3 separate regions of the Homo sapiens genome follow, and all the other regions are linked to region 2. A link is a loop called in an ENCODE intact Hi-C map of the cell type or tissue named here. Cell type or tissue: HepG2. All regions are shown on one strand. Links, peaks and the distances in the headings refer to the core of each region. The heading gives the core; the rest is flanking DNA.

Region 1 (10,184 bases), core at 1,227-9,226, 580 kb before region 2:
TGACCCGGCTGCATAGGTTTGCTTGGGCTGCCATAACAAAATATGATAGACTGGGTGACTTAAACAACAAATCTTTATTTTTTCATGATGCTGGAGGCTGGGAAGTCCGAGATCAAGGTGCTGGCTGATTCCGTTTTTTGTGAGGGCTCTCTTCCTGGCCTGCTGATGGCCCCCTTCTTGCTGCGTTTTATACTGGGGATTGGAGTTTCAACATATGAATTTAGGGAGGACATATTTCAATCCATAGCATCATCCTTCCACATTTTTTAAATTCCTGAAAGTTAGTTATAAACCCGATGATTGAATTCACTCTAATTCTCTCATATTTAAATGGGAAATTTTGTGCAAATTATTCCTTAGTCTCCATACCAAATTCCTTGGCAACCCATGTTTTCCCTGCTGTGTATCAGGAAGCTAACCCCACTGAATCTTTTTACTGACAGGTTACAGCTGATATTTTGCCACAGGATGTACTGGCAGGAGCTGACTGAGTTGCAAGGAAGTAAAGCCAGGGTATTTCTTCTCTGCTGCCCTGTGGCTTCAGCACCACGTCTTGGGCAGCTGCTGCATTTCTCCAAAACTACAGCTCCAACTGGGCGGCCCCTCCTCTGTGCTTCCAGTTCTCGCTGGGTTCTGTTAACATTATTTCTTCTCATTGTCCCTTCAGCCCAAGAGGTTGTAATGTTGCTAGTCCCTGGGTAAATTATTTATTTGCTCCTAAAACTCTGCCTATGCCTTTTTGGAGTGCTACCGTTAACATATCTTCACTTAAACCATTTTAAGGGTGAATCCCATTTCTTACTGGGACCCAGGACCTAACAGGCCTTGCTTACATATTGCATTTAAATTAAATCTCAGGTTTATGGTACTTACATGCCATTCTACATTTGTATTTCAGAAAATATATATGTACATAGACATCCATTTCATTTAGGGAGAGAAAAAGGAAAAGGATAAAGTAAGATGTCAGAAGGAATGAAAGGGACCTTGCAAAACTACATAGAGAAATCGTCCCTTATGCCTTTAGAAAAACCTCACATTACCAAAGGGTCTCTGGCAAAGAAGCCATACAGAAAAAAATGCCCTTTTGTCTTCTTATGCATAAGTTGAACATCATTACCCAAGTATTGTCCATTCCTTTAAGGGATAGGTTATAGGAGGGAATTGTTCTTTTTCTTTAGGATTTTTTTTTTTTTCATTTTTTTCCCTTGGAATGAGAATAATTAGAAATTTTCAATACTTTAGTTTAAAATAGGTCATTTCCCTTTCACATTGTCAGAAAATTCGTACTTCCCTAAATTGGGTGATTGGGTGTATTCAGGGAGTTCCTCTATGCAGTGTAGCTGAGTTTCAAAATCAGTGTCATTCTCGGTGTTTGAAATGTATGGTGGAAATCTGTTGGGCTTGCTTTGTAAATGCAGAGCTAGGTCAGGTGAAGCCCAAAGGCAGTAGGCCAGAGTGGGCCCCAGGAATACCTCCAGCAGAGAAGCAATTCAAATGGACAATGAGCAGGTGCAGGCAGGTTCAGATGCTGTGATAGAAAGGTCAAGAAAGGGGATCTGAAGAGAGGAGAAAAAGGACAGAGAAGGAACTTTTCTATGGTGGCAGGCCTTGTAGCTGGGACTAACAATCTGAGAGAAACTCTTTTTTCACATACTAGACGAATTCACCAAGAGTATAGGAAAGTGCCTAAGAAAGAATGGCTCTGAACTTCTGCTAATTCATTGAAAATAAATTTGTGCTATTCATATAATATAGGTAGATTATATCCTTAAATTTTCCAGTGGTATTTTAGATGTCCCAACCATGTGTGCCACTGTGAAAGGCCGAAGTCAGAGACAAAGTAAGTCAGGGAGGGAGGAAATTGTTTCTAAGTTTTTTGTCCCCTGGGTCTTTAAGGAGGTGATTACTGAAAAGCAAAGCCAGATTTAATAGCAGGGACTTCCGGGGTAGAGTGTTCCAACCCTGGCTTATTCTCTATTAAACACCTTGAAAATTAAAAGCATGACTTTGTCACTTGGTATTCCCAATGCCCAGAAGAAATGTCCTGTAATCGGTAAACAGTGGATGTTTGTTGACTGATTGCAAAAACACTCACATGTCTGACTCCTCCTGTCCTTGTGCTCCTAGATGCACCTTAGCAATAATGGACACAAGGGGACTGGGCCTTGCCTGGACCACCCACCTGGCTTGGGCCATGCCAGCTGCTCTGCTGCAGTGTGTGGTTGCTCAAGTTTAGCTACAAGGCCATATAAGAGTCCTTCCAAGAGGAGGATGGGGCGAACTTTCCAGCTAGAGTTTGACCTAAGGAAGGATTTCAAAACTTACCCCTGCAATGCTTTAACAGCATTCAAGTCAAATGGAGGCTTTTCATACAGTGAAATCCACAGTAGCTCTCTGTGGTATGTAGGGCTACTAGCCAGATATACCTGAAAGCAAGCGCTTGCCTTGCTCTCCCTCTGCCACAGAACGATGACACAGGGATAACAAAGGGAAATACCAGGGAATGTCAAGTCAAACAAATCGTAGATCTTCTCTGGCGGCTTCTTTGACCTTGTTCTGAGGTAAGTCACACCAGCAGGAGGGGCATTCAGGATAAGCGTGTTTGTCATTTGAGGCTTCTATCTGCTCCAAAAGGAACTCTAAATCTTCCTTATGAAGGCACTGACATTTAGTTTGGCACATTTTCAGATACTAGAAAAAGAACCATGACTTGACAAAAAAAAAAAAAAAAAAGTTTAGTTAATACAAAGCAGAAGAGGCAATTATTTCAAGCCATTTAGAGAATAATTTGAACATAAATGTGCAAATATATAAGTTTTTAGGTGCTGAGATTTCTTTTTTTTTTCCTGTCAGTGAACACCGTGTACATCAAGGAAGATAATTACAACTTTTTCAAGTCTTCTAAAATCGAGTAAGTTTTCTGTTTTTTTTTCCTTTGCAGTATCCAGGGATTTTGTTTGTTTGTTTATTGCCACATATGGTTTCTGTTTCAAGGTCTAAGAGCATCATATCAAGCTTTATCACATCTGAAGTTGAAGGGAGTAGTTCTTGCAGACAATCTATAGCATCCATTTAAGAACAGATAGAAGTCTTAAATTTGGCATATGTTTATCTGATGAACCTCACTGTTTTTGTTCCAAGTTTCAGTTAAATCTCATCTGAGGGAGCAAACCTATTTGTTGATTTGATGGGGGTTTTATACTCTTTTATGTGACAAAATAACCCAGAGATTCTCATGACTTAAATGTAAGGGATCCAGAAAGCCTGGAGATACAAAAACATTTTCCAAAATAGATGTGCAGTTTGTACTTGTTTATATACTTGCTGAGTATTTTGCTTTCTTCTTTGTTTTTAAAGGGACACCTAATTCTATGTTCCCACCCTTTTCTTTCTTCTCCAACTTGTACATTCTGTAACTTATATTGTCTTGACATTTTGAGGCAATATTCCATCCCTCCAAGTCTTTGATATCATTTTACTCATAAAAACTAGCCCATGAATGAAATCAGAAGAGGAAAGTTCATTTTTGTAATTCCAGCAACGAGACATCTTCCACATTCATTACCACCCAAGTATCAGTTATTTGAAGGCAGATTTAAAAAAAGGCCTGATGTCAGAAACATTAGTATGTCATGCCCAAATCATATGGAGTCTCTTGAACTCAAAGGGGAAAAAAAAGGCAGCCTGCTTTTAGACCTTCTGCTTTCCTTATTAACTTTGACCTTAGCTATTTCTCAATCAGCTGCTTACACATCCATTTTATACACTAGAGGTGTAGAAAATTTCATAAGAAAAGCAACCAGCATAAAAATGACTTTTTAAAGAAAGTTCAGTAACCTCCATATAGATCGAATATGACATGTTCAAGTCACTGACTTCATTTATTAAATGCACTTCCCTGACGTGTTAAATAACTCTTTCTCCTAAGTGCAAAGGGTTTGTGTGGCTCCTCCTGCCCCCTCTCTTCCCATCTCCATGATTTATGATGTTCTCCTGACAGGCTTCATATGTCTAGGGCCCATTAGGTAGGAAGGTAGTTTTGTCTCTGGGTGAGTCCTGCAGTCACCCCGGGGTGAGCATTACTGTTTGGCAGTCTCCCTGGAAGTTTACGGAGGAACAAACAAAAAAGAGACTCACCCGGAATAGAGGTTTTAGGGAGAGATGGCCCCTGTTTGTGAAATAAACTTTAGAGTTTTGTTTCTGTGTAAACTTTTTTTTTTTGAGGTGGAATTTTACTCTTGTTGCCCAGGCTGGAGTGCAGTGGTGCAATCTTGGCTCACTGCAACCTCTGCCTCCCGAGTTCAAGCAATTCTTCTGCCTCAGCCTCCTGAATAGCTGGGATTACAGGCACCCGCCACCATGCCCGGCTAATTTTTCGTATTTTTAGTAGAGACGGGGTTTCATCAGGTTGGGCAGGCTGGTCTCGAACACCTGACCTCAGGTGATCCACCCGCCTCGGCCTCCCAAAGTGCAAGGATTCCAGGCATGAGCCACCACACCCAGCCAACTTTTATTATTATTATTTTTGTTGTATAAATCCACAATGTTCTCTTTTTTAAGAGGATGTGGAAACTGTTTGAAAAAGATTTGGGAAAAAATTGGAGCTGCCTAAGTTGTAAATTGGGGCCACTTGTCAGAACCCTGAGGACTGAAAAGTATGTCTTGAATTAAAATATGGTCTTGTGCCTGTGAATCAGTAAAGGATGTTTATAGATGTGAAATGTTCTAATGTTATCTGGAAACAGCTGCTAATCTTGGATGAATATCAGGTGTGTGTGTATAAAATAGACCTCCATACACACAGAAAACTGAAGCTGCTAGGAAGGATCAACTGTAAGTTAAGTATATGAATAATTCAAGGTGCCTATCTTTTCTAAACTTCTTTCCTGTAGAGTTTGATGTCTGAGAATACTTGGGAACACTACCACCACTTCTCTAAGAATTGTTACTTTTAGGGCTGATGTTTAAGATGGAAATACTCAGATAGATTAAGATTTAGTCTGCAAGTATTTTGCATGAATTCCTTTAAAATGGGGTTGCAAATTTTTCAGTCTTTTCTCTTTCCTTTGAATGGATTTTATTACTAGATCAAGAGCTGCCAACAGCTAGGCCCAGTGAAATGTGGAAATCACTCATGTCTTCCTACCTTGTAATAAGGTGAGGTTTCTGAATACCTTTTAGTTAAAGGAATAATAATAATTCTTAAAAACATAAAAATACTAGTTACTGATTGTTACCTGTGTCCCGAGGCCTAGTTGCTAACACATTGTCGTGATGAAAGAGCTCAGATCAAATCTAAATTTTGTGTTAGAAGTCCATTGCTGTATTAATCATCTGGAATAAAAATGTCACAGTTATGATTTTTTGGAAACTGCTGCACTTAACTTCCAAACTGTTGCTTTTTAAAAGGCTAATTCGGGGTTGGGTACATTAATGTCAATGTCCTATAAAACTGCCAGCTAAAAAAAATGTCAGCAGAGACATTTTTTCTAGCCGATGTCAGCACAAAAGGGTGCCTCAGTTGTTTCATCTCCAAACAGCTGCATGCTTTCATTGACATTTGGTGACCTTTCTTTGTGCACCCAGCCTAACCTCTTAGGTTATTTCCTGGCCTCCCTTCTGTGACCTTTGACCAAGGCCAACCTTTAGCTGGAGAATGTGACATTTTGTTCTCCTCTGGCTGACATGTGATGCTCTCATTATTCAAAGGTATGTGAAAATAATGACCCCAAGTGACCTTTGAGTTTCCTTTCATTTATTGGTTGTTTTTGGTGCTTGTTCAGCATGTACTCGTCTAGGTGAAGGGGGGTGAAAGTGAGGACTGGGGTAGCCTTAGACGGCCCATATCTCATTTTGTTTCATTTCTAGTCTCTTTCCTTCCAGACATGCTGCTTTACTGTTTATGACTAAACCTTATTGTTTTCTGTATACTGATCAAGGGACAAATTTGACCTGTGAATAATGGGTCTTTTTGAAATTTAAGAAATTTGGTTTAGTGAGTGAAGCTCGTTGTGCGTTTCTATCTTTTTCCTACCAAGGACATGTCTGCATTTCTGAATATAATTTTCCATCTAGTAATGGTAACTCTTTTATATTTGGAAAATGAATAACATATAGAATGGTTGTAATATGTGACAAACAACTAAAAAATTTGTCATTCATGTTTTATTTATATAATTCAGTTGGATATTTGAAAGAGTCACTGTCTAAAAAATAATTTGCATATTTTATCACATAGTTATAATTAACTTGGTTATGCTTATAGATTTAATGTTACATTAATTTAAATATGTATGTATATTAATATAGAAATGTGTACAGTGGGTACTAACTATGAAGAAGGAAAATTAAATTTAAGCACTGATAAAATAGTGGTCATAAATTGCTTAAGTTAGATTTGGCATTTCAGAAACAAATTAGAGGACATTTATCTATAAGAATTTAGAGATATTTAAAATTATATTTCTCTCAAAGTATTTCACTAATTTGTGACATCTGAGACAAAGTATATTTCCATTTAAAAAATAGTAAAGCGAGGAATTATCATGCTCTTTATATAACATATATTTGCATGTATTTTGCTCCTAGTCAATTCTCTTCTCTAAGGTATTTACCTCTAGAATGGATCCAACTGCTGTGGAAAATTGAGGATAAGAGTTTAGATTGCTTGGCCAAAATTTAAGCGTGGTCATTAACTCCGGGATTTCATAACTTTCCAAGGCAAGCTGTTTAGGTGCTGATGATGAGTGACTAGAGAATTATTATAAGTACACTAACAATTACAGTCTTCAGCAAAACACAGGGCCCTCTATCTAGACACATTCAGATAAAGAAAAGGCCATCATTCCTGAATTATGGTACCCTCTAATTTAATATCCAAATACTAGAAGAAACTATAATTACACCATTTTACCAAACTGTTATTTATTTTTTAGTACAGTAAAAAATAAGACCTTTAATCCCATGGCACATTTTGTACTTATGATTCAGTCCAGTGGTTAAGCCTGAATTTAAGAAACTTTGACACAGTGCATTACTTTCCTACAAAAGACCTAACATAAAACTATCCCTTCTCATTTCTGAATTCATGTGATTAATTTCAAAAAGGACACAAGAGAGGCAGGTGCTTTAAGAAACACGTTCTGGAGAATGCATGCTTTTATTTCTAATTTGCAAAAGGATGGCATATGGGTTCTGCATTCAACAAATATTTGATAGCTAATTTATAGAGAGAAATCTACTAGACACATGGAGATAATATGAATCAGACATGGGTCTGGCCTTCAAGGAAGATGCAATCTGGTAGAAGAAAAAATCTTTATAACACACTGAAACTTCTAAGTACCACAAGAAAAAAAAATTCCTATAGTTCCATGAATAATAAAGAACTCCAACTTAAATCAACTTGTTTCACCTATTTTTATAGCTCTATTTAAAGCATTCTAAAATTCCATTCACAGATAAGTTTTTGATGTATCTGTAAAATTCATCTCTCATGTCGTTGTCCTTGTGGCTAATTAGTGTATATTGCTTTATCATCTACCAATCATCCAAGCAAACTTTACAAATAATTAGATTTAGGCCCATTAACTACTCTAGGATGAAAGTTGAAGCTAATGCCAAAGACGAATTTCATATTTCTCAAAAAATAACACATTTAAACTCCTACATTAGGGTTTGTTTTTGTTTTTGTTTGTGTTTTTTGAGTTTTTTTTTTTTTTTTTTGCTACAAAACAAACTGTAGAGATAATAATTAGAGTATGAGATTAAGCTCATTTAATTAATGTAACCAAGAACACAAATAAAAAAAAAAGTGGGGTACTTATGGAATGGCTACATGTGTACTCCCAAGTTTTATCAATACATTCTGCATGAATATTTGCTTCATAAAATTTTTTTTTCTCTGCCTAATACTGAAAATTTAGTCTTTTTTCCTTTTGTAACCAATGATATGCTTCAAAGACTTAGAAGGAAACCTCAAAAGTGACCCCAAAGAATGTTTCTTGTGATTTGCTGTGTGCAGACATGATCTCTCAGAATTGTAATGGCTAATTTCTTTCCATTCAAATAGGTTTAACCCAATAAAGGAGCAAGTTTAAAATATTTCATGGGTCCTGTACTGAACTGAAGAGAGGGTATTGCATTGATTAATAAACAGAGATGTATGCAGAGTAGATGTGCTGCCAGGGTAAAAACAGTCAACGAAAGGAAACTTTAACAGGAAAACAACAAAAGCAAATAATTGATCAGTATTTTAATAACTGCATACCTTACATTGGAGGGAATATCTTCATTCTGTTATTTTGTAGGGTTTTAAAAATAAATTATTAAATTAGCTTTAAAAATGTTTTGAGTTTCCAATTTGGAAATCCCTGGTGCATTTATCTCCTTTATTCATTTGTTATTTTTTTATTTTTAGAAGCAACATTAGAAACTTATTTTTGCACTTAGCTCATTTTGTTCTCTGTAAAGGTTCTAACTTGTTGGGCATTTAATCACTATTAAAGACAAATGTTTTCACTTGTTCAAAAAAATTTTCACCTAATAATAAAATATAACTTGCCACATAAATGTCACCCTTCATGCACAAAGTGCTTTAAAGTGATAACGGGAAACCAAGTTAAAAATGTTTAAAAATCATGTCTGGCAGGAGGCATAAGTTTCCCTCTCCAAATCCCAATAACCTAAAATTGAAGAGAGCCAAGGCCTGTTTCCTGCTTTGTGATACTGCCTTATTGTCATTCAGTTGTATTTAACCACAAAGGCCCCATGCTCCATGTGGTAGATTCCTAAACAGTCATAAATCTACCTCTTGACCAAGTATGGTTTTTCAGCATGTGTTTTGTTAAGCAACAGAAACGTGCACACAAGAACAGTAGGAAAGAATTACTCATATCTAGGTTCCCCTAACGGAATCCCCAGGTCTTTTGATACCTAAGGCCCCAAACATGGCCATGATTTCTAGATTAGTATAAATTCCAAAAGTAACACAGCAAACTCTAAGAGCAGAAAAGATGTAGAAGATTTCAGTTTTGTGCAGTTTTTAAAAAATGAATGTTTCATGGGTTGTCTGAGTAAATTTCTCTATGGTTCTTTACATAACTACAACTTTGTCTCCTTTTCACCTCCAGAGTGAGACATATTGTAATTCTGGCTGATTTCAATGAAATTTCCTGTTGCTCCTTGAGAAGGAGTCTAGATATCACCAATACTTTTGTGCCATTATTAATTTAAAGGCACATATACTTCTTTTATCTCCTGGAATGAGGATTTATTTTTATTTTTTTAATCTAAATCTACTTAATTGTTAATGATTGCTTTGTTTTGGATCCATTAATTCCAATGTAGACTATTATTTAACTTTGAGGTGACAGAAGAAATGATTTATAATGGAAGCTGGAGAGGAACAAATAGATTAATTTTCTAAACCATTTCTAGTCAAAACGACAGTCTCATAAGCTATCAAAATTCACTGTATTTTGTTAATAGATCTCTTTATTTTAAAATGAGTAAGAACATATTTTGAATATCAGATTTTTATCCTCTCATATCCAACTGATTCCTTATTTTACTGATATGAGTGAGCATATATTCCCTTAAGAGTGAATTTTGAAGTATTATTTTAAAAATTAACAGTAAAATTCTTCTGATACTATACTGGAGGTTTTTGTTCCCAAAGATCAATAAATTACTCTATAGGACATAATAACTCAATGTGTATCCTCAAATGAAATTGAAATTCCTTCCATATACATAAAATCTGCAAAGGAATTTATTTCAGTAGGATAATAGTTAATTTATAGTGTGAAGTTCAAAAAGGCAGAAGAAGATAACAACTCAATTTAGGTAAAGATGTAGCACATATAAGCTGGAGGAAAATCAATGTCAAATAGAAAACCATATCTGAAATTCAGATCATATTTAGATGCACAAAAAACTGTTCAGAGCAGTAGGGGGTGATTGTATTCCAATTCAATTTCCTTTACTCACATCAACCAGTCTTGGTTTGAAAGTCAATCATATGACTTACCAGGCTCTTGAAAGAGTAGAAAGGGGGCAGCCCATGAAAGGGACAGGGAACTGATAACATAACATTTCTAAGACCATGAATTACAAAGTTTGGGCTTAGCATGCAGTTTGGGTAGGTTAAAAGAAAGTCATTAAAAAATAAAAAAAAAAAA
Region 2 (10,184 bases), core at 1,415-9,414:
AGCTGCATTGCTACTATTTTCTTCCCGGTAAAACATGCTTCTCTACGTTTTTTCCTATCCCCTAGTCCCCAGCATTGTGGACTGCGAAATTATGTGACCATCCTATCCACAAGCAGTGCAGATTTTTGTTAAGAAAACAGAGGAACATGTCATTGACTTCTTATTAACGAAAGGAGGCCGTTGTCAAAATAAGAGACAATCTGAGAAAGAAGGGGAAATTCAGCCTGTTGCCACATCACTCAAGGCACGGCTGTACTTGGCATAAAAATTAAAGGGAAATGAGTTGAAAATGAAGACTTGTTACATTCTCTTTTGTAGTCAATTCTTCTTTCAGCCTCTCCCAGGAAGGAGAATGTGTTTTTTCCAAACAAGGAGCAGCAGGGGTTATCTTTTTTTGGACAAGCTAAAATCTGTCTCCTTGTCAAAGGAGACAGATCAGGTCAAAGAGGACTCTGCCTCCCAGAAACAGAGTGCAGAAGCTTAAATTCTGGTTCATGACAAGAACAAAGGGTTCTTGAGGAGGAAGCAAAATGCCGTCTCACTTGCTGGGCCACAAATTGCAGCACTGATTTAAAAATTATACACATGGCTTTTTTGAGCCATGCCAAAACCCTTTTCTCATTTTAGTGTCACTACTGGTTAGTTTGTTTGTTATGTGTGACATCTTTTTTTTTCCTCTAAGAACCATGAAACTATGCAAAGAATAGAAAGATCACAATATGGTCTTGTGGATGTCACTGCTTGAAAAGCAAAAATGCTAGTGAATTAACCATGGTTAGCAGGGATTAAGAAGAGTAAACAGTCTGAAGCAGAATGAATGTGATTGCAAGTGTTTTCAAAGGCCTTTCCTCCCCCAACTTTTTTTTTTTGAGAAGGAGTCTGGGTTTTGTCACCCAGGCTGGAGTGCAATGGCGTGATCTCAGCTCACTGCAACCTCTGCCTCCCGGATTCAAGTGATTCTCCTGCCTCAGCCTCCCGAGTAGCTGGGATTACAGGCACTTGCCACCACGCCTGGCTAATTTTTTTGGATTTTTAGTAGAGACGGGGTTTCACCATGTTGGCCAGGTTGGTCTCGAACTCCTGATCTCAGGTAATCAGCTCACCTCAGCCTCCAAAAGTGCTCGGATTACAGGCATAACCACCGTGCCTGGCCAACATTTTATTTAAAAAAAATCAAAGCTACAGAAATTGCAAGCATAGTAAAATAAGCAGTCATATGCCCTTCGTGTAGCTCTATGCTGATAGGATAGCCACTATCCACATGTGGTTAGCAGCCGCTTGAAAAGTGCTAGTCCAAATTGAAATGTGATATTCTACGTTTCTTTCTAAAATATAACCAATTCCTAATGTTTTCTGAAAAGTGAACATTTTATATGCTTCTAAACCAAGCATATAAAAATTGAATAAATATAAACCACATAAAATGATTCAAAAAATATACATATATAAAACATATATATTTGCATATAAAGACTAGACTCAGAGATATGTATCTGTGTTTAAAAGTTTAAAAGTTTAAAAGCCAACAGTCAGTAACTTTGAGACTTTACGGTTATGGATCTGTGGGTGTAGTCCTTATATGCAAATATGTGCTTTGTATATGTATCCATATATAAATCTTTGGTGCAGGTCTGATTATTTTCTTGGGATAATTCCTAAGGAGTAAAATTACTAGGTCAAAAGGAATTAACAATTCTTAAATACTTGATTCACATTGCTAAATAACTCTCCAGTAAAATTGTATCAAACCAAAGTCTCACATGATATTTGAGAGGGACAAGTTCATTTGCCAACACTAGTCATTATGCTTAAAAAACATCTTTCTCAATTTGTAAAGAAAGCTGCATCTGGTTTTATTTTGCAAGTGAGTATCAACTGTTTTGTATTCTTTTTCATTTGCTTTTTTGAGCACACTTTGGTGTGCTGCAGGAAAACACAGGAGGTTGACCCATGGAGACTTAGAGAGGTTCAAGATGTAGATATGAACTGGAGCAGCCCTCACATATTTGTGGTAGTTGATACTACAGGATGGCTTGAGGTATTTCAAGGAATATCAGGCTGGGCATGCTGGTGCATGCCTGTATCTCCAACACTTTGGTAGGCTGAGGCAGGATGATCCCTTGAGGCCAGGAGTTAGAGACAAGCCTGGGCAACAAAGCGAGACCTTATCTGTATGAAAAAATAAAAATTAGCTGGGTGTGGTGATGCACGCCTGTAGTTCTAGCTTCTTGGGCACCTGAGGGAAAATGATCACTTGAGCCCAGGAGATGGAGAGGCTGCAGTGAACCTATAACTGTGCCACTGCACTCCAGCCTGGGCAACACAGAGTTAAATCCTGTTGGAAAAAAAAAAGGAAATAGGAGATGAGAGGCAGTAAAGAATCCTGTGATCCTATGAAATCTGTAGCCAGGCTTCTGGAAAAATATGGTGTATGGAACCCTGTGGACAAGAGCATTTAAAAAATTGTGGTAAGTGCAGAATAAAGCCTTGGTCAGTAGTAACTATCAGTTTCCTAGGGCTGCCATAATGAAGCACCATAAACTGCCTAAAATCAAAGAAATTGATCACATCACAGTTCTGGAGGCTAGAAGTCTGAAATCAAGGCATCACCAGGGCCACAGTCTCTCTTACGTTTCTGAGAGATTCTTCCTTGCCCCCTTCTTAACCTCTGGTGGTTTCCTGGCAATCTGCGATGCTCCTTGGCTTGCAACTTCCTAATTCCAATCTCTGCCTTCATTGTCACAGTGTGTCCTCTCTGTGTATATGTTTTCAGATGGCCATCTTCTTAGAAGGATGCCAGTAATATTGGATCAGGGGCTAACTCTGCTCCAGTATGACCTCATTTCATCACTAATTACATCTGCCACAACTCTGTGTCCAAATAAGGTCACATTCTGAGATACTGAAGGTTAGGATTTCAACTTGTCTTTTTTGAGAGGGACTCAATTCAACTCATTACAATATCAAATGTTATACAAAGTATGATGGACACAGGGAAAAGGTCATTATATTTTGCATTTAGGAAATGATTGGTGACTTTTGGAAGAGCTGAGATCAAGGTAAAAGCCAAGTTCACAGCAGTTGATTAGTGGTGTGAAGTGGACAGTTAGCTGTGAAAGGCAGAGGGAAATAACTGAGGGTGGCACAAGAGTGAGAATATAAGACTTTCTGAGAATCAATAGGTGGTCATCAGTACATAAGGAAAGGGTCTTGAGTCAGCAAGGATGCCAATCTAATAAAGCAATATTGGAGTAAATGCCCTTATCACGCAAAATGACATTTTAGTGAATAGACTGCATATATGATGATGGTTCCATAAGATTATAATACCATATTTTTACCGTATCTTTTCTATGTTGAGATGCATAAATACTTTCCATTGTGTTACAGTCATCTACATACAGTAACATGCTGTACAGGTATGTAGTTTAGAAGCAGTAGGCTATACCATCTAGGTTTGTGTAAGTACACCATGATATTGATGTTCACATGATGAAATTGCCTACTGATGCATTTATCAGAACATATTCCCATCGTTAAGCAATACATGATTGTAGTTATTAAAATCCTACTAAATCAGGATGTATTTCCTATTAATATAAACTTATAAGCAATTTTAATCAATATTAAACACTAATACAGATATAGGTTTATTAGAGTCAATATATATGTTAATATAAGATTTTTGATGCTTTGCACTGTTTCCCAAGGTTCATAATATTATACAATTACTAAAGCTAGCAAGGTTATCATAAGACAAAGGGCATTTACAGTTTATAATCTATTTGTTTTTCTTTCAGAATCTAGAAAATAATTTTATTTGATTTTTCTGTAATTAAGTAAAATGCTGTTTTATTAAAATTTAATTTCCCCCCAAAACTTTCTAAAATCTGCAGATCTCTGAAAAGTTAATAATTTATCTGCCAAGCATACCTCCTGTATTTAAGTATTTATGAGCATGTGATAAATGTGTACTCTAAAACACAAACAGAATGTGTTTTCTTACGTATTAATGAATATTTTGATTAATTAAGCAGATATTAGAATTGCACATCACTTCAGGGTTGTTTGATTCAGAATAGCATCTGGTTTCAGTGATAACATGAATCATGAAAACTACTTATAAATGTGCTCTTGTGTTCTTCTCATAATCTCCTATGGAAAGTAAACAGGAACTGTTAAAAATGTACCTAGCACTTCTCAGGGGCTCCTGTTCTGGCTTGGTCCAACTCTGGTCATGCAGGCATTTTTCCTTTTAAGGACAATTAAGTCCTATCTTTGCAGGCCATAGTGTTACTCATGTTCGGGGAGGCCACAGAGCCGGGAAGAGGAGCCCTGAGCCCTGAGCAGGTTCAATGTCGCCCCCGTCAGGAGCACCGCTGCAATGGAAAGCTTCAGTTACCATCAAAGGGATGCAGTCAGGCCAGAGAGAGAACTGCTATTTTCAAATACAAATGAACAAAACTACAAAAATGACAGAGAAGTCTTTGTTCTCTGTCTAAATGTGAGCCCCAAACAAATCCTCCCTGATTTAATGTGAAGTTTCTGGCCTGACCCCGACACTCTCCCTGATGTGCCTTCTACACGTCTATGAGGCAGCACTGTCTGTAACAGTGTGTGTCAGGTGCAGGGACTTTTCCAGCTGTCTCATGACTGTTAGGCAACATTGCCTTTTCCTGGGACTTTCAGCTGGGCTGGCTATGGTCTTTTTAGATTTAGCTTTGGGAAGCTGCCCCCTGCTGGGCTTCGGTTGGTGTGAATGGCCTGGACTTAGGAAGGGGCACTGCTGTAGTTGGCCCTGAATGGACCCTGGACTTTGGAGCCTCCTGGATGACACAGTTGCTTACCCTCGTGTTATCAATCTGAAAAACCTCATCAAGTGATACATTTCCAATCTCCTGACTGTCCTGTGACTTATTTGATGGTATTAAGCAAAGCTCAGGTCAGAAGGATTGTCATAAAATTGTTGACTGGACTCTTTCTCAGGAAAAGTTTAGCATGTCCTGGCAACTTTTAGGCTCATACCACTAACTCTGAGAGGTCAAGGGTTTTATGTAGAATGGTAACCTTCTTAAAATTGAGGTTTTAATAAACAGAGCTACGCATAGCAGACTCATCCCTGGTCTTACAGAGAGGATGTCAAATGGCTGAACCATGTGCTTTCTCAAAGTCAGTGACAGCAGAGATGAGGAAGGGGTTGATGATGTAAGAGAGAGCTGGGACAAAGGCCAAGTCAATACCAAATGAGTTGTCATTCTCCCTATGCTTTTCATACACACCCAAGCGTTTCACTCGGGAGATACCAGAGCAAAAGGAAGATAAATGCTACATGTAGTTCGTTCTGATATAACTGTCACTAGCACATGGTGCACACGCTCCATGAGAACACTTCTGTTTCATTAATCATGCTCTTTTGAAAATGTGACTAAATGTAAGTGATGTCAATTTCCAGTGCTGCTTTTGCTTTATAAGTAGGCTTTGAGGATTTAACCATATTTGGTAGATGCTAATATTTCTGTGTTGGCCATGAGAAAGATTATTATAGTACACAATGTAGTAAAATATTTGTCTTATGTAAAGAGAGAAATAATCATTTTTATTTACATTCCTGTGCAACTCGGGTCAGTCTGCCCTAAGGAGTTTTATTTTCTAAAGAATAAGCCTAGGAAATGATTTCATCATAGATTCAAGTAACAGCGTGAAACAAACACAGCCTCGGGATTTTTGCTATGTGTAGTCCCCTTAATTTTCTAGAATAAGACAAAAGACTGTTGTAAATAATTTTGAATAAAACTCGGATTTGTTATTTAATTTTAAAGACCTCCCAGAGTTTGAGATAATCAAAACAAACTTATTTTGTGCTCAGATTAAGAGCAAAATAACAAAACTAATCTACTAGTGATAGACTTTTAAATGCAAATTTAAAACAAGATACATATCTTTCAAAGGATGATTTTCTTCTTGTCATAAAAGACAAATTACTGAAATGCCTTTAGAGATTTATATTTGTATATTGCATTTATAACAATGATAAATCTCAGTTAACAATAAAAGGTTAAATTATGTCTTAAATGTAGGAAAATATAGGAAAGGTAAGGATATTTTTATTTTTATTTTTTTTAAGGAGCAAATAGGGCAGAAATTAGAGTGGCCAGCAGGGGGCTTCTTTTAGGTTTCTTTCCCTTTCCCATAAATTAAAACCTAACCTAAAAATATAGTTTACTCTTTAGTTTTATAAATAAGGAATAAAGAGACAAACAATGGCTGCTAAATTTTCATTGCTTCCACTAGTTTAAACAAGACACGTTTTACTTCTCTTTAGTTAATTCCTCTCTCCTGCTTACTTCCCTTCCTACCACTATTTTTTCTCAAGACCTGTAAAGTGATCCCTGCAGTCTGGATTGGCCAGTGCTGCCTCTGCCTCCATCCTCAACCAAAGTTCTATCTTTGCAAACCTTCCAGGGAGGATTTTAATGATGAACTCCCCACCAAATAGAAATGAAAAGTAAATTAAGAGCAAAGAAGCATATTCTATATTGATGATTTAAATGGTAGTTATAAAAATCTAGTTGCACTCTGAACCTCCTTTTGAGAGGGACTTTCTGAAATCATGGGCTTGAGTGTAGTAGTATAATAGGCAGTGAATGGCCATGTAACATGACATTTTAAAAGAGTGCTGTGTTTTCCCAAGAATTTGAGAGTTTGTGAAAGACCTCCAGAACTAGTAGGCAGATTCTGACTCATTTTGTAATATAGCTCCAAATTATCTTTCTATCCTTTCTTACATGCATAAGAAGTGAATGTAAGAACCATAATTTTTACTTCCTTTTTGTGCCCATTTTATAAAGGTAGGCTCAAAACCTTAATGATAGAGCAGAGCAATTCACCAGAGAGTGAATTAGAGGCAAAATTGTGATAGTCTGTGTTATCCAAGTGAAATCTCAAGAGAAATTGAAACTGACATCATGTAACTTTTTAAAATAAGAATTAGGTCCTGACAGAAAAAAAAAAGTGGTATATCTATAACAATTTTTGAAGTTCCAAGTAAATAAAAAGCCAGGAATTCCAAGTTCAATATGTAAGACAAAAAATTATGTTAGGATTTTGTTTTAACATTGATATGGTTTGGCTGTGTCCCCATTCAAATCTCAACTTGAATTGTATCTCCCAGAATTCCCACATGTTGTGGGAGGGACCCAGGGGACGGTAATTGAATCATGGGAGCTGGTCTTTCCCGTGCTATCCATGATAGTGAATAAGCCTCACGAGATCTGATGGGTTTATCAGGGGTTTCCACTTTTGCTTCTTCCTCATTTTCTCTTGCTGCTGCCATGTAAGAAGTGCATTTCACCTCCTGCCATGATTCTGAGGCCTCCCCGGCCACATGGAGTTGTAAATTCAATTAAACCTCCTTTTCTTACCAGTCTTGGGTATGTCTTTATCAGCAGTGTGAAAATGGACTAATACAGTAAATTGGTACTGAGAGTGGGGTACTGCTGAGAAGATACCCAAAAATGTGGAAGCAACTTTGGAACTGGGTAACAGGCAGAGGTTGAAACAGTTTGGAGGGCTCAGAAGAAGACAGGAAAATGTGGGAAAGTTTGGAACTTCCTAGAGACTTGTTGAATGGCTTTGAACAAAAGCTTGATAGAGATATTGACAATAAGGTCCAGGCTGAGGCTGTCTCAGAGGAGGAGATGAGGAAGTTGTTGGGAACTGAAGCAAAGGTGACTCTTGTTATGTTTTAGCAAACAGACTGGTGGCATTTTGCCCCTCCCCTAGGGATTTGTGGAACTTTAAACTCAAGAACGATGATTTAGGGTATCTGATGGAAGAAATTTCTAAGCAGCAAAGCATTCAAGAGGTGACTTGGGTACTGTTAAAGGTATTCAGTTTTATAAGGGAAGTAGAGCATAAATGTTCAGAAAATTTGCAGCCTGACAATGTGATAGAAAAGAAAAACCCATTTTCTGGGGAGAAATTCAATCCAGCTGCAGAAATGTGCATAAGGAGCCAGGAGCCTAATGTTAATCCCCAAGATAATGAGGAAAATGTCTCCAGGTCATGTCGGAGACCTTCATGGCAGTCCCTCTCATCACAGGCCCAGAGGCCTAGGAGGAAAAAGTGATTCTGTAGGCCAGGCCAGGCCTAGGGTGCCCATGAGGTGTGCAACCTGGGGACTTGGTGTCCTGTTTTCCTACTGCTCCAGCCATGGTTGAAAAGGGGCCAATGTAGAGCTCGGGCTGTGGCTTCAGTGGTTGGAAGCCCCAAGCCTTGGCAGCTTCCATGTGGTGTTGAGCCTGCACGTGCACAGAAGTTAAAAATTGAGGTTTAGGAACCCTCACCTAGATTTCAGAAGATGTATGGAAATGCCTGGATGCCCAGGCAAAAGTTTGCTGCAGGAGTGGGGCCCTCATGGAGAACCTCTGCTAGAGCAGTGTGGAAGGAAAATGTGGGGTAGGAGCCCCCACACCGAGTCCTTACTAGGGCACAGCCCAGTGGAACTCTGGGAAAAGGACCACCATCCTTCAGACCCCAGAATGGTAGATTTACTGATGGCTTGCACCATGTGCCTAGAAAAGCAACAAACTCTAAACACCAGCCCATGAAAACAGCTGGGAGGAGGGGCTGTACCCTGCAAAGACACAGGAGCAGAGCTGCCCAACACCATGGGAATCCACCCCTTGCATCAGCATGACCTGGATGTGAGATCAGGAGTCAAAAAAAGTAACTTTTAAGCTTTAAAATCTGACTACCCTGCTGGATTTTGGACTAGCAGGGGCCCTGTAACCCGTTTGTTCTGGCCAATTTCTCTCACTTGGAATTGCTGTATTTACCCAATACCTGTACCCCCATTGTATCTAGGAAGTAACTAGCTTGCTTTTGATTTTACAGGCTCATAGATGGAAGGGATTTGCTTGTCTCAGATGAGACTTTGGACTGTGGACTTCTGGGTTAATGCTGAAATGAGTTAAGACTTTGGGGGACTGCTGGGAAGGCATGATTCGTTTTGAGATGTGAGGACGTGAGATTTGGAGGGGCCAGGGGCAGAATGATACAGAATGATATGGTCTGCCTGTGTCCCCACCCAAATCTCAACTTGAATTATATCTCCCAGAATTCCCACGTGTTGTGGGAGGGACCCACAGGGAGGTAATTGAATCATGGGGGCTGGTCTTTCCTGTGCTATTCTTGTGATAGTGAGTGAGTTTCACGAGATCTGACGGGTTTATCGGGGGTTTCCACTTTTGCTTCCTTCACATTTTCTCTTGCCACCACCGTGTAAGAGGTTCCTTTCACCTTCCACCATGATTCTGAGGCCTTCCCAGCCATGTGGAACTGTAAGTCCAATTAATCCTCTTTTTCTTCCCAGTCTCTGGTATGTCCTTATCAGCAGTGTGAAAATGGACTGATACAAATATAGAAAAAATGAAACTTTGATTGTTGGAATAATACAAACAGTGCAGCACAGACTGGCTTAGGGTCATGTTTCCCAAGCTGGAACAAATGGCAGTGGGATATGGGTTATTGAAACCACAGGATGAGCCTACAGCTTATTCCTCTTGTGCCAGTTTACATGTGGACTGGGAATAAAAGATTAGAAATTCCAAATGCCTTTATGCTATCTTAACAGGGTCACGTTATGACATAGAATATAAAATGATTTTTGTTATGGTCTGACATTTATGTCCAAATATGTTGAAATCCTCACCCCCAAGGTGATTGTATTAGAAGGTGGGGCCTTTGGGAAATGATTAGGTCTTGGGGGAGGAACCCTCACAAATGGGATTAGAGTTCTTCCAGAAGATGCCAGAGAGAGATTTCTTACCCCATCCACCGTGTGACTGCATAGCAAGATGTCATTGATGAGCCAGAAAGTGGGCCTACACTAGACAACAAATCTGTCAGTGCCTTGATCTTGGATTTCCCAGCCTTCAGAACTATGAGAAATAAATTTCTGTTGCTCATAAGCTACCCCATTTATGACATTTTGTTATAGCAGCCCATACAGACTAAGACAACTTTTAAAAGATGAGCCTTCAAGACATTTTGAATATGTAAAGGTCTGCTATAGCTTGACTCCTCTAGGGATATTAGTTAAATAAATGCTTCAACAGCCAAACTATGAGATTTCTTGTCTTGGCAGAGTGGTTGATTGATGTGACCTCTGATAAGTCAGTTAA
Region 3 (10,184 bases), core at 1,191-9,190, 260 kb before region 2:
GGACACAGGCTATTTTTGGGCAAAGCCAACTCCTGTGTCTCCCTCCCTACAGTGGGAACAGGAGCTGACCTTGTCTGACCCCTGGTAGCCTGGGCATGGTGACTTCTCTTAGGAAGTTATCAAAAAACAACGTGGAGTGTTGCCTGCAAAGGGCATGGCATTGGATAGCCAAAATACATCTGGAACCTCTCAAGAAAAGTATCTTCATATCCTGTTAGGACGAAAACTCTTTACTTCTTTTTTTCTTTTTTTCTCCCTTTCTCAAAAGTGAAAGAGGTTGGTGAGATAAGTGAGGTGGCAAAGTTGCTCCTAAGCTGATGCATAATGTGAAGAAAACATCCTGATCCTTTTAAAAATCAGTTTAATTACTGGTGTAGTTCTCTGGGAAAGGCCCGGGTGTCCCTGTTAAATAATCTTTCTGAGATGGAGAGCATCTTAAAAGAAGAGAATTATATACCTAACTGTGTATGGATACCTCTCTAACTAGGTCAGTATTCAGTATGTGAATATAAATTATTTTGTACCCAATGAGTAAAAAGAAAATTAAATTTAATTTTGAATCATTTTATATAAACATGTGATATTTCCATGAATGGAAAGTATGTGCTATTTTTCCATGAAGGACAGACTATTAGAGGAAAGAAATGATGAAAGGGAGCAGTAAGCTATCACCCAATTATTTCCTTTTCTTTCTTTTGGTGGGGAGGAAAAGCCGTCCTGCAATTCTGCTCCAGGCCACAGCCCCACTTTTGACCCTGGCCTTATTTCAGGGGCACATAGACAGCCAGCCTTTCCATTTGTGTCTGCAGAAGAAATTAAGTGGGATACAAGGCTGTCCTTCCCAAGTACATTCTGGAATTCCTAAATCCCCTCTCCTAGCGTCTCCTCTCTCTCCCCTTACCTCTGTGGCAGCTGGCTCCATTATCCAGGTCTCAGCACTTCTAGATTAACTGTTTTCTTTACCTGGAGCCCCAAAGAAAACCTAAAGTAAGAAGTTAGGGGCTGCAAAGATGACAAGAAATTCCTGAGGGTAGGATGGTCATGCAAGTTTCTTACTTTATTTTTTATGTTTCTTGAGGAAGGAAAACAAAATTGTGGGTGGTGGTTGTTATTATTGTTTGAGACAGAGTCTCTCTCTATCACCCAGGCGAGAGTGCAGTGGTACGATCTCAGCTCGCTACAACTTCCGCCTCCTAGGTTCAAGCAATTCTCCTGCCTCAGCCTCCCGAGTAGCTGGGACTACAGCCATGAGATACCACGCCCTGTTAATATTCACATGTTTAGTAGAGATGGAGTTCACCATGTTGCCCAGGCTGGTCTCGAACTCCAGACCTCGGGTGATCCGCCCACCTCTGCCTCCCAAAGTGCTGGGATTACAGGCGTGAGCCACTGTGCCCAGCCACTCAAATGGTTTTGAAGAATAGCAAAAAATAATTGTAAAGAACTTTTCAACTATAATCTAATTTGTAAACGCTACCAGGGCACTAAAAGAATATCAGGATTGGAGTGATTATTTCCTAATTGTTTAGAGCCTAATGGGTTTGAATTATCAGTGAAAACATGCTCAATAATGTTATTGCACATATTGTCCTTATATGTTAATTGCCTGTATTTTGAAATTATTATATCACTATGTCATTTCAACAAATATTGCTGAGCCCTTCCTTTATGTCCAAAACAATGTAAAGCACCGAATGAAATCCAAGATAAAATAAAACATGATTTCTACTTTTGATGAGCTCAAACTCTGATACCAAAGAGAAGATGTGACATGATATATGCCTCTTATAAATTCTATAAGAAACATAGTTCTAGTAGTACTACAGGAATTAAAAAAAAAAAAGAAAGATTACTTTTCATTAGCATAATTATGGAAAGCTCTTCAGAGAAGATAGCATTTAATACTAAAGCATAAAATAATATTTTGACCACTAATTATTTTGTGTGTATGTCTTATCTTCTCAACTACACCATAATCTTCTTGTGGTTGGAGACTGATATAATACTTGTGTTTCTATTCCCTATCTTTTATTCTCTTAGCAAGGATTAGCTGCCTGGGAGGCCCTTCATACATAATTGTTTTTTCAATACTTGCTAAAGACAAGTATCTTACTTAGTAAGACAAAAATCAGAACAAATGCTGAAAACCCCAGCTGCATGCTTTAGCTGACCAGATTCCAACAAGGAAATTCTCTATAGTTTCCATGAGGTGGAAGATACTCCAATGTCTTTCTTCTGTGTTGAAGAACTGGGAAAACTGGATTCCAATTCTCACTGTTCATTGCAGAAGAGTGGGGTGGCTCAGCCTTCAATGATCTCACCTAAAAACGAGCGTGATAGCAATTTGAAGATTTACTAAGTATCACTTTATGTCACAAAAGAGTTGTAAAGTTATTGGGAAAGACATTATACAAATGCAAGATGCCGTTATTACCAGCACCACTTTTGTGTGATGTTAGGTTCATTCATGACAAGACTGCAGAGATTTTTTTAGAAGCATGTCATCACTTTAATTTTTTATTTCACTTTTATGTTTCATCTGGCTCATCTTTTTGAAGTCATTTTCCTTGTTTAAATAGTTTCTATTGTACCTTTTCTCTCAAACTGGTTTTATTTTGACGGATTTAGCTTCCCTGGAGAAAGCTGCATATGGAAAAACCTATGAACCATTGAGCTGCTAATAATAATTATCCTCTGCCCTTTTAGAGCCTCTTTTATCTGAGGATATCAAAGTACTTCTCAAACCGGTATCTATAATTATCTCCATTATACAAAAGAATAACTGCAAGTGAGGCTGAGTGACTTACAGGAGGTTGACAAAGGCAAGAAGAAGAACCCCAAATTCCCTTCCCCCTCCTTCTTCCCTGTCTCCTGAACTTCTGGACTTTTAGGAAGAGTGAGATCTGGCTTAGACTCTGAGGTAAGGGAGAAAGGGAGAGAAAGTCTTCATAAGATGTAGCTCTAGTGGAGGCTTACCCTCTGTTACCGTCTTACCTCTGTTTACCCAGCTTACCCTCCGTTCATGCATCTGAGGATGCATGAACACAAATGGCAAAACAATGGTAAGTAACAAACGAGTGGAGGGAGAGGCCACTTTGGGGTGGTTTGGCTAAGAAAGGCTTTGTCAAATTGAATTTCCATCAAGCTGCGCCAGTGAGTGGGAAGTTCACCACGCTACCTTGCCTTTGCAGTTTTCTTTCTTATCTAGAAAAATAGAGCTTATATGTGGTTAAAAAAAAAAAAAAGTCCATTTTTTCCTCAGCAAGTCCATTTGGGGGACAGCAGGATGAATTTATGGGTTCTCCTTAAGGGTGTAACTGAAGCCCAGTGTTTGCTGAGATTCAAAGGGCTTTCGTTATTTGTCATTCATTCCTTGAAACATTACCAATGTTTTCTTTATAACTTTAAGGTCTTTGTTTCTGGGTTCTATTTGCAGATAACATGTTTCAAAGTGGCAAATTTCCCCTAAGAATTGGAAAAATGGATAATACGGACTGGGGTTGGAGAGCCCGGGATTCTGATTAAACATGGAATCTGAGAACTGGCAGAAAGCCTGGAACTGATGGAAGAGAGGGCTCTAGGGCCTCCATACTAAATGGTGAACTAGGAACTATAAAAGAGATAATGTGGTGAAGAGCTTCAGCCATCAAGTTATTCTAAAAATGAAGTAGGGCATTTTATATGTGGAGAGAAGGGCACTGATTATTATCTGACTATTGCTAATATGTCCCATAGAACTTATTTGGAATAATTTTTTACTATTAATTTGAACAACAGCAGTGAGACTCTTTATATGTATAATAAAGCTAATTTTACATTTAATAGAGATGATTTTATTTTTTAATGTTAGTAAAATCAGAATCTTATTAAATTGTAAAAGTGAATAAAACTTTTATAACTTTTGGATTTTCTTTGTGGGTTCTATTTGCTGTTTAAAATGCTGTTGCTTCAATCCCTTTAGATTAGGTTCAATTTTATGGTGCTCACTTCTTTTCTTTTAGACATATCTCAATTGTTTGAAAAAATGTAGCATTTTTATGGCAAGCTGTTTAATACATCCATTTTCACATTAGCTCTCATGGTTTTAACCAAATGCTAGTGGTTTGTTATTTTTCTTATCAACAAGGAATTGAGGATGCTTGATTTAAGATATATAATAGCTATCATTTTATGAAGCGTTTACTGTATGCCTGGTCCTGGGTTATGCTCCACGTGCTATCATTTAATCCTTAAAACAGCCCTGAGGCACTACTATTATTTCTATTTTATATTATAGATGAGAAAACAGAGCCTTTGAAATTTAAGTTATTTGACTGATGTCCCACAGCTAGTAAATGGCACAGCTATCATTAAAACCCAAGTCTTACTGCCTCCAAAGCCACTCTCTTATAGACTGCAACTTTAACCTGTTTCATAATTGATTCTTAAGTTTCTAGTTCTATGACCTTCACTGTGCCTAGCTAAGCCATCACAGACCATGTGCTATTACTATCCCTCAAACATCTCAAACATCAGCCAGCCTGTGGGCATATATATTTAAGCAAGTTGGAAACAGCCAAGTTGGGTACCCCTTAACAGGCATGTTCCTCATGCCTTATTTGAGGTTGATAAATCACCAATATCTTTATCAACTTAAATGATTGCAATGTCCTCTCCAAAAGAGATGACCTTACTAAGTGTCATTTCTTGGTAAATAAAGCTCTGCTGCTGTTGACTTTTGATTCATCATCACACTGATATTTAGTGTCAGTGAGGAGTATGCTGGACGGGGCCGCAGTCTTGAGCTCTTACAAAAGGAAACAGGTGGCTGGTCACTTTGGACATATTCCCTCTGGCAGAGGTAGGGAAACTGCAACTTGTACTTAGCATTTTAATTGAGGTTGGCGGTCGGCAGAACTATTACACTTTTCTCTTTAAAACTCTTTTCAAATGAGTAGAAACCAAAATAGAAAATATTATAACTTTTTCCTGTGTCATGTACATTTAACTTCTTCTGATGAGGCTTCCCTTTTTTTACTCAAAAATAGCATTCCCATGCTCTTGAGCTAATAGTCATCAAAACTAATGCACACAGGTGTTTAGCAGATCAGGGAGAGTAGATGTTTTTGTTAACTTTTTAAACAACTTCCCCCCACAATCACAAAGCTCTCCAAATAGAATCTGCTGACTTCAATGGCAGGGTCAGTGTTACAGTGACTCATTGCCAGATAGAACAAACAAGCTCAACAAAGCCTGCTTCAAGATGTAAATGCTGTTTCCTTGCTGCTGGGAAAAGCTCTGTTTTTCACAAAATAGAGCTAAAAAGTCTGTATTTGGATCCTGCTGAGTCTCAGATATCCCTGGGTCTCAAGAAATCCCTACACCCTCTAACAACTGTTTCCCCACCATTCCTCTCCCAACTCCTAGAGTGCACCAGATGCATTCAGTTCCTCAGTGAAAACGCTCCTGAACCTGATCCAGTCCTGCTCTAACCCACGCCACTTCCCAGAAGCCAGCCTTGCCAAGGTCTCCAGTAACATACTCACTGCCAAAACGCAATGGCACTTCTCCATCTTGATGCTCCTTGACCTATGTACAGAATTTGACACGGCTGATAACCAATTATACAACTCTCTCTTCTTGGCTTCTGAGCCTCTTTCCTCATTTAGTCTCTGCCTCTCATCTCATGTGCTTTCGAGGCCCTTCCACCCCTCATTCCATTGGGCTTCCGCTTTCCATGGGGCTACCCCCATTGCCTTGCCACTTAGCTGTTTACTGCATGGCTGCCTCACTGACTGCAGAGGCCATGCTTCACTCATGTTAGAACCCCATTGCCTAGAGAGTGTTTGCAAAATAGCATGGACTCAAAAAAAAAGTTGAATGAATGCACATATCCCATAGGTCAATTTCTCTATTCACCTCAGACCTGCACTTGCATCTGGCTGTGAGACAAGTTGCATGACCAACTCCTATTACACAGAAATTTTTCCTCTGTCTTTAACTTTTACCACCTCCAAATTCTACATGTCGGCAAAGAACACATAAATAATGAAGCTCCCAAATAAAACTCCTCATGACGCTTGGTTGTTTTTCAATTTCTATTTACAGTTCCCAATTAAATCTGTTTTTTTCACTCATGACATTTTTTGAATCTGACTTGCCTTCCTTTCAACACTTCGATGGATTTTTGCAATATTTGTGCAGAATAATTTTTTAAAGTACTCTGTGTTCAACTGGTATTTTGTATGGTAACTATTTGTTCTGATGTATAGCAAAGAGTAGCCAATTAATATTTGTTGAGTGATAGCTGTACAAAAGAATTTGTGTATTATTGCTTAATTTGATCATTAAGGTGGTCCAACAAGTGAATTTGTTGTTTCATTGTCTGTTTATTTTTTGTCATTTTCATGACCAAATCATACTAACTTGGAGGATATAATTGGAAGTAAGGCAATGTATTATTGCAATGTATTATTTCAATGTAACATTACAATTTGACTTGTTAAACTGTGAATTTTGTCTTATGATGGTTTATGTGTAATCCTCATTCCCTGTTTGGATATGAATCTCCCTAGAATCCCAAGTTACAGCATTTATTTCCTGTAAGTGTTCAGTTCTTCTGCCAAAGTTATCTTTTTCACCTGTCATTTTGTGTATGCCAGATTTTTTTGAGGCCATATAATTTTTTTAATTTGCCCTATAATTCATATGTTAGATTCTCTCACTCAATTGCAAAGTATTCCATTATAATATTTTTAATGCCATACTATAACCATTTTCTCCCTTCTTCTTGAATACCCTCTGAATGAATCACAGTCATGTCTGCTGATGTACAACAATTCCATTTATGCTTACTCCCCTCTTCCTATGGCTATTTCACTTTACATCTTCTCCCATTGGATGGATGGATAGATAGATAGATGATAGATAGATAGATAGATAGATAGATAGACAGATAGATAGATAGATTCACTTGTCATATATATTTAAGAATTTTTCAATATATTATGTTAGCATCGAGAACTTACTTCATAATAAGAGTTAAGGTATTTTCTTTCTATCCTCTCATTATAAGTATATATCTTCCACATTTGTAATGGACCAAAAGTACTTATATTTGAACATTATTTTATTTGTGGTTTACAACATTTTCATGCATTTGTCTGTATCATTGTCATTAGCCCCTTATTTTAAGCTCCTAAAAAGAATTAATAATTTGTTAAACATATCCTAAACATTGTCTAGCACTGTACTATGGGGATATAGGCAATTAAAACATTATTTCTGAGCCTACTAACAAATTGTCTAAAACTATGTATATATCTAAAACTATGTAAGTATCTGAAACTATAAAAATCCATTCTTCCATGTTTCACTGGCATATTTATTCAACCTTGCTAGAGGGAGTAACATATAAAAATGGACCCCTTTCATTATTCAACGGATCTTGTTAGATCAATAGTATTTCCCACTTAGTAAAATGTGATGTCTCATGATTTTTCATAGCAATCTGTATAATTGGAAGAGATTCACTTGATTAACATAGAAGAGTGTAAGTCATGTGAGACATCATAATGAGATACCCGAGAAATCTCTGTTGATATTTCTAACCCATCTGAGTTTCCAAAATACATAATTTTAGGAAACGAAAGAGAACACTTTAAAAAAAAATCCTCCTGATGCTTATTGTTTCTTCTAGTTGATTATTTCAGTTATAAACCACATACATTCCAAATTTCTTTCTGCTTGCTACAGCCACACTCTTTTGCCCAACATTTTAAATCTTTGATAAAATATAAATGAGCAACAGCTTCCTGCAAACCACAAATTCTCCTTCTTGTTTTGCTTTGTCTAAATGTTCTTTTTGAATGCCCAAAGGACTTTCTCTTCCTGCTTGGCACAGTCCTAAATTAGTTTCAATCACATTATTCTTACATTCAGTGTATGTACCTGCATTATGATTCCGAGGGTAATCGTGCCCTTTAACCGTAGTGTGCTTATCATCAATGCTTCAAGAGACTACAGTCTGGCCTTGATCTTGCTCAGTTCACCAAGGTTGTTTGGGGGTAGATCTATTCACTGGCACAGTATTGGTTTCATGCCTATGACAACTCAGAAATCTATTTCTCAACCGAGCCAGTGATTTCTAACAGTGTTTTGTTTTGTTTTAATCATATTTGCAAGTTGGTGCTGATACAAAGGTGTGCATCCATTTTTTTTTTTTTTTTTTTTTGAGACGGAGTCTCGCTCTGTTGCCCAGGCTGGAGTGCAGTGGTGCAATCTCGGCTAACTTCAACCTCCGCCTCCTGAGTTCAAGTGATTCTCCTGCCTCAGCCTCCTGAGTAGCTGGGATTACAGGTGCGCACCACCATGCCCAGCTGATTTTTGTATTTTTAGTAGAGACAGGATTTCACCATGTTGCTCAGGCTGGTCTCAAACTCCTGACCCCATGATCCACCCACGTCGGCCTCCCAAGCATTCATTTTTTTTTTAGACAGGGTCTTGCTCTTTCACCCAGGCTGGAGTGCAGTGGCGCAATCATGGCTCGCTCCAGGCTTTACTTCCCAGGCTCAAGTAATCCTCCCATCTTAGCCTCCCGAGTAACTGGGGCTATAGGCACACGCCACCATGCTGGCTAATTTTCATATTTTTTGTAGAGATGGGGTTAAACTCCTGGGCTCAATGGATTTGCCCACCTTGGCCTCCCAAAGTGCTGGAATTATAGGCATGAGCCACTGTGCCTAGCCATTTTTTGTTAAACTATTCCGTTTAAAGCAAGCAATTCTTTCTACCAGCTCGTCTATTGTGACCTAAAAATTCAACCCATGAGCATCAACTAAAAATATTTTTCTGCCTTTATTTTTAAGGTTGTATGTCTTATTTTCAATGTCTCATTAAAATATTACAGTGTTTTGTTGAAATAAATGAGTAAATTTTCACCATGCTTATGGCTTGTTCCTGCTTTCATCTTCTAGCTAGGAGAAGATACCCTAGTGCTAGGTTGATTGATCTGCAAAAAGTCTGATTATAAACCTTTGTTTTGTACAACATCCCCACTGTCTACAGGGAGTAGTGCAGAGACACTCAACTGTTCCTGAGCTATTATAGCATTACTATACTTCTTTTGTGAACAAACAGATCTCCTTTAAATAATTATTTGTGATCCACAAGTTTGCCTTTATAGCTGGAGCCCCAACTACTTTCTATGCAGTTTGTTAGTTTTTGTTTTTTGTTTGTATATTATTATTATTATTATTTTAGAGACAGGATCTCAGTCTGTTGCCCAGGCTGGAGCACAATAGTGCAATCATGGCTCATTGTAGCCTCAACCTCCCAGGATTAAGCGATCTTCCCGCCTCAGCCTCCCAAATACCTAGGACCACAGGTGCGTAACACCAAACCTGGCTAATTTTTAAATTAGACCCTGTGTAGAGACAGGGTCTCTCTATGTTGTCCAGGATGGTCTCAAAGTCTAGGCCTCAAGTGGTCCTCCTGCCTCAGCCTCCCAAAGTGCTGGGATTACAGGTGTGAGCCACTGTGCCCAGCCTATTTTCCGTGTTTATTTCAGGGCACTAGCCTAGTATCTATCCTCTCAGCTGAAAGTCACTGCCACAAACACAGCTGCCTTAACACCAAAGATAGCTAATATTCTCCTATGTTCTTTGAAGTTTCTGGTTCACAGCGTCTTGCCTTAAGTCTATGTAAATCTGAAACAACTAATTACAAAGTAAAAATAAAAAAAGTATCAAAGCCTTAATTTCACATCATGTCTGGGAAAAATATGTTTTCATGAATTCTACTTTTTATAGGCTAAATTCACCCAAGACAGTTTTCATGTGAAGACAGCACCACAGAAGTAGAGAGGTTTTAATTCAGAACGTGTAAGTGACTAAGTGCAATCACCTAAAACAGTGGAGGCAAGGGTTTTCTTGACACCCATCACAGGTCTCACTGCCTTATCTAGAAGCTTACATCTCAAAACACTTCAGTTCTATATCAAGTTTTGCTACTTTCTAATGAGCTGGATGACAGAAGCCAAGTCAGCTAACCTCTTTTGTCTCAGTTCTCTTTCAGTAAAATTGGGGGATTAGACCAGAGCAGCAACCGTCAGTTCCATCTGGCATGACTCAGGGCAGAGTATGGCATTCCAATTCTGGCACAAAGTGCATCGCCAGACCCCTAGGTTATATCTTTTATCATGAGCT

The links. Hi-C counts contacts between places; a loop is a spot of excess contacts. Peaks named below come from ENCODE experiments on the same cell type or tissue, not always from the same donor. Only the 100,000 strongest peaks of a DNase experiment are listed, where the experiment ranks them.
Region 1: it touches region 2 in a loop (4-fold over the local background); 2 of 110 quality-filtered maps call a loop at or near these places.
Region 3: it touches region 2 in a loop (4-fold over the local background); 3 of 110 quality-filtered maps call a loop at or near these places.

What each region holds. Positions count from the first base shown.
Region 1 is chr21:15,436,754-15,446,937 of GRCh38, reverse strand. LOC101927745 (a long non-coding RNA gene) reads left to right here and starts at 2,282. Exons shown (of 6, transcript NR_188238.1): 1 at 2,282-2,564; 2 at 2,857-2,914. RefSeq lists an enhancer at 1,241-2,010. In HepG2, for the core only: no CTCF peak of the experiment used is centred there; DNase peaks (open chromatin) are centred at 2,517, 4,057 and 5,657; H3K4me3 peaks cover 3,457 bases.
Region 2 is chr21:14,858,976-14,869,159 of GRCh38, reverse strand. All of the region lies in intron 1 of ASMER1 (adipocyte associated metabolic related lncRNA 1), which reads left to right. Among named protein-coding and RNA genes, the nearest start is that of ASMER1, 55 kb to the left of the region's middle. RefSeq lists an enhancer at 4,433-4,482. In HepG2, for the core only: CTCF peaks have their summits at 4,360, 4,728 (motif pointing left) and 6,148 (motif pointing right); DNase peaks (open chromatin) are centred at 4,349, 4,719 and 5,219; H3K4me3 peaks cover 1,264 bases.
Region 3 is chr21:15,117,014-15,127,197 of GRCh38, reverse strand. LOC107985483 (a long non-coding RNA gene) reads left to right here. Exons shown (of 4, transcript XR_001755094.2): 2 at 3,437-4,840. Among named protein-coding and RNA genes, the nearest start is that of LINC02920, 55 kb to the right of the region's middle. RefSeq lists a silencer at 4,596-4,890 and an enhancer at 5,467-5,983. In HepG2, for the core only: no CTCF peak of the experiment used is centred there; DNase peaks (open chromatin) are centred at 4,737 and 5,177; H3K4me3 peaks cover 754 bases.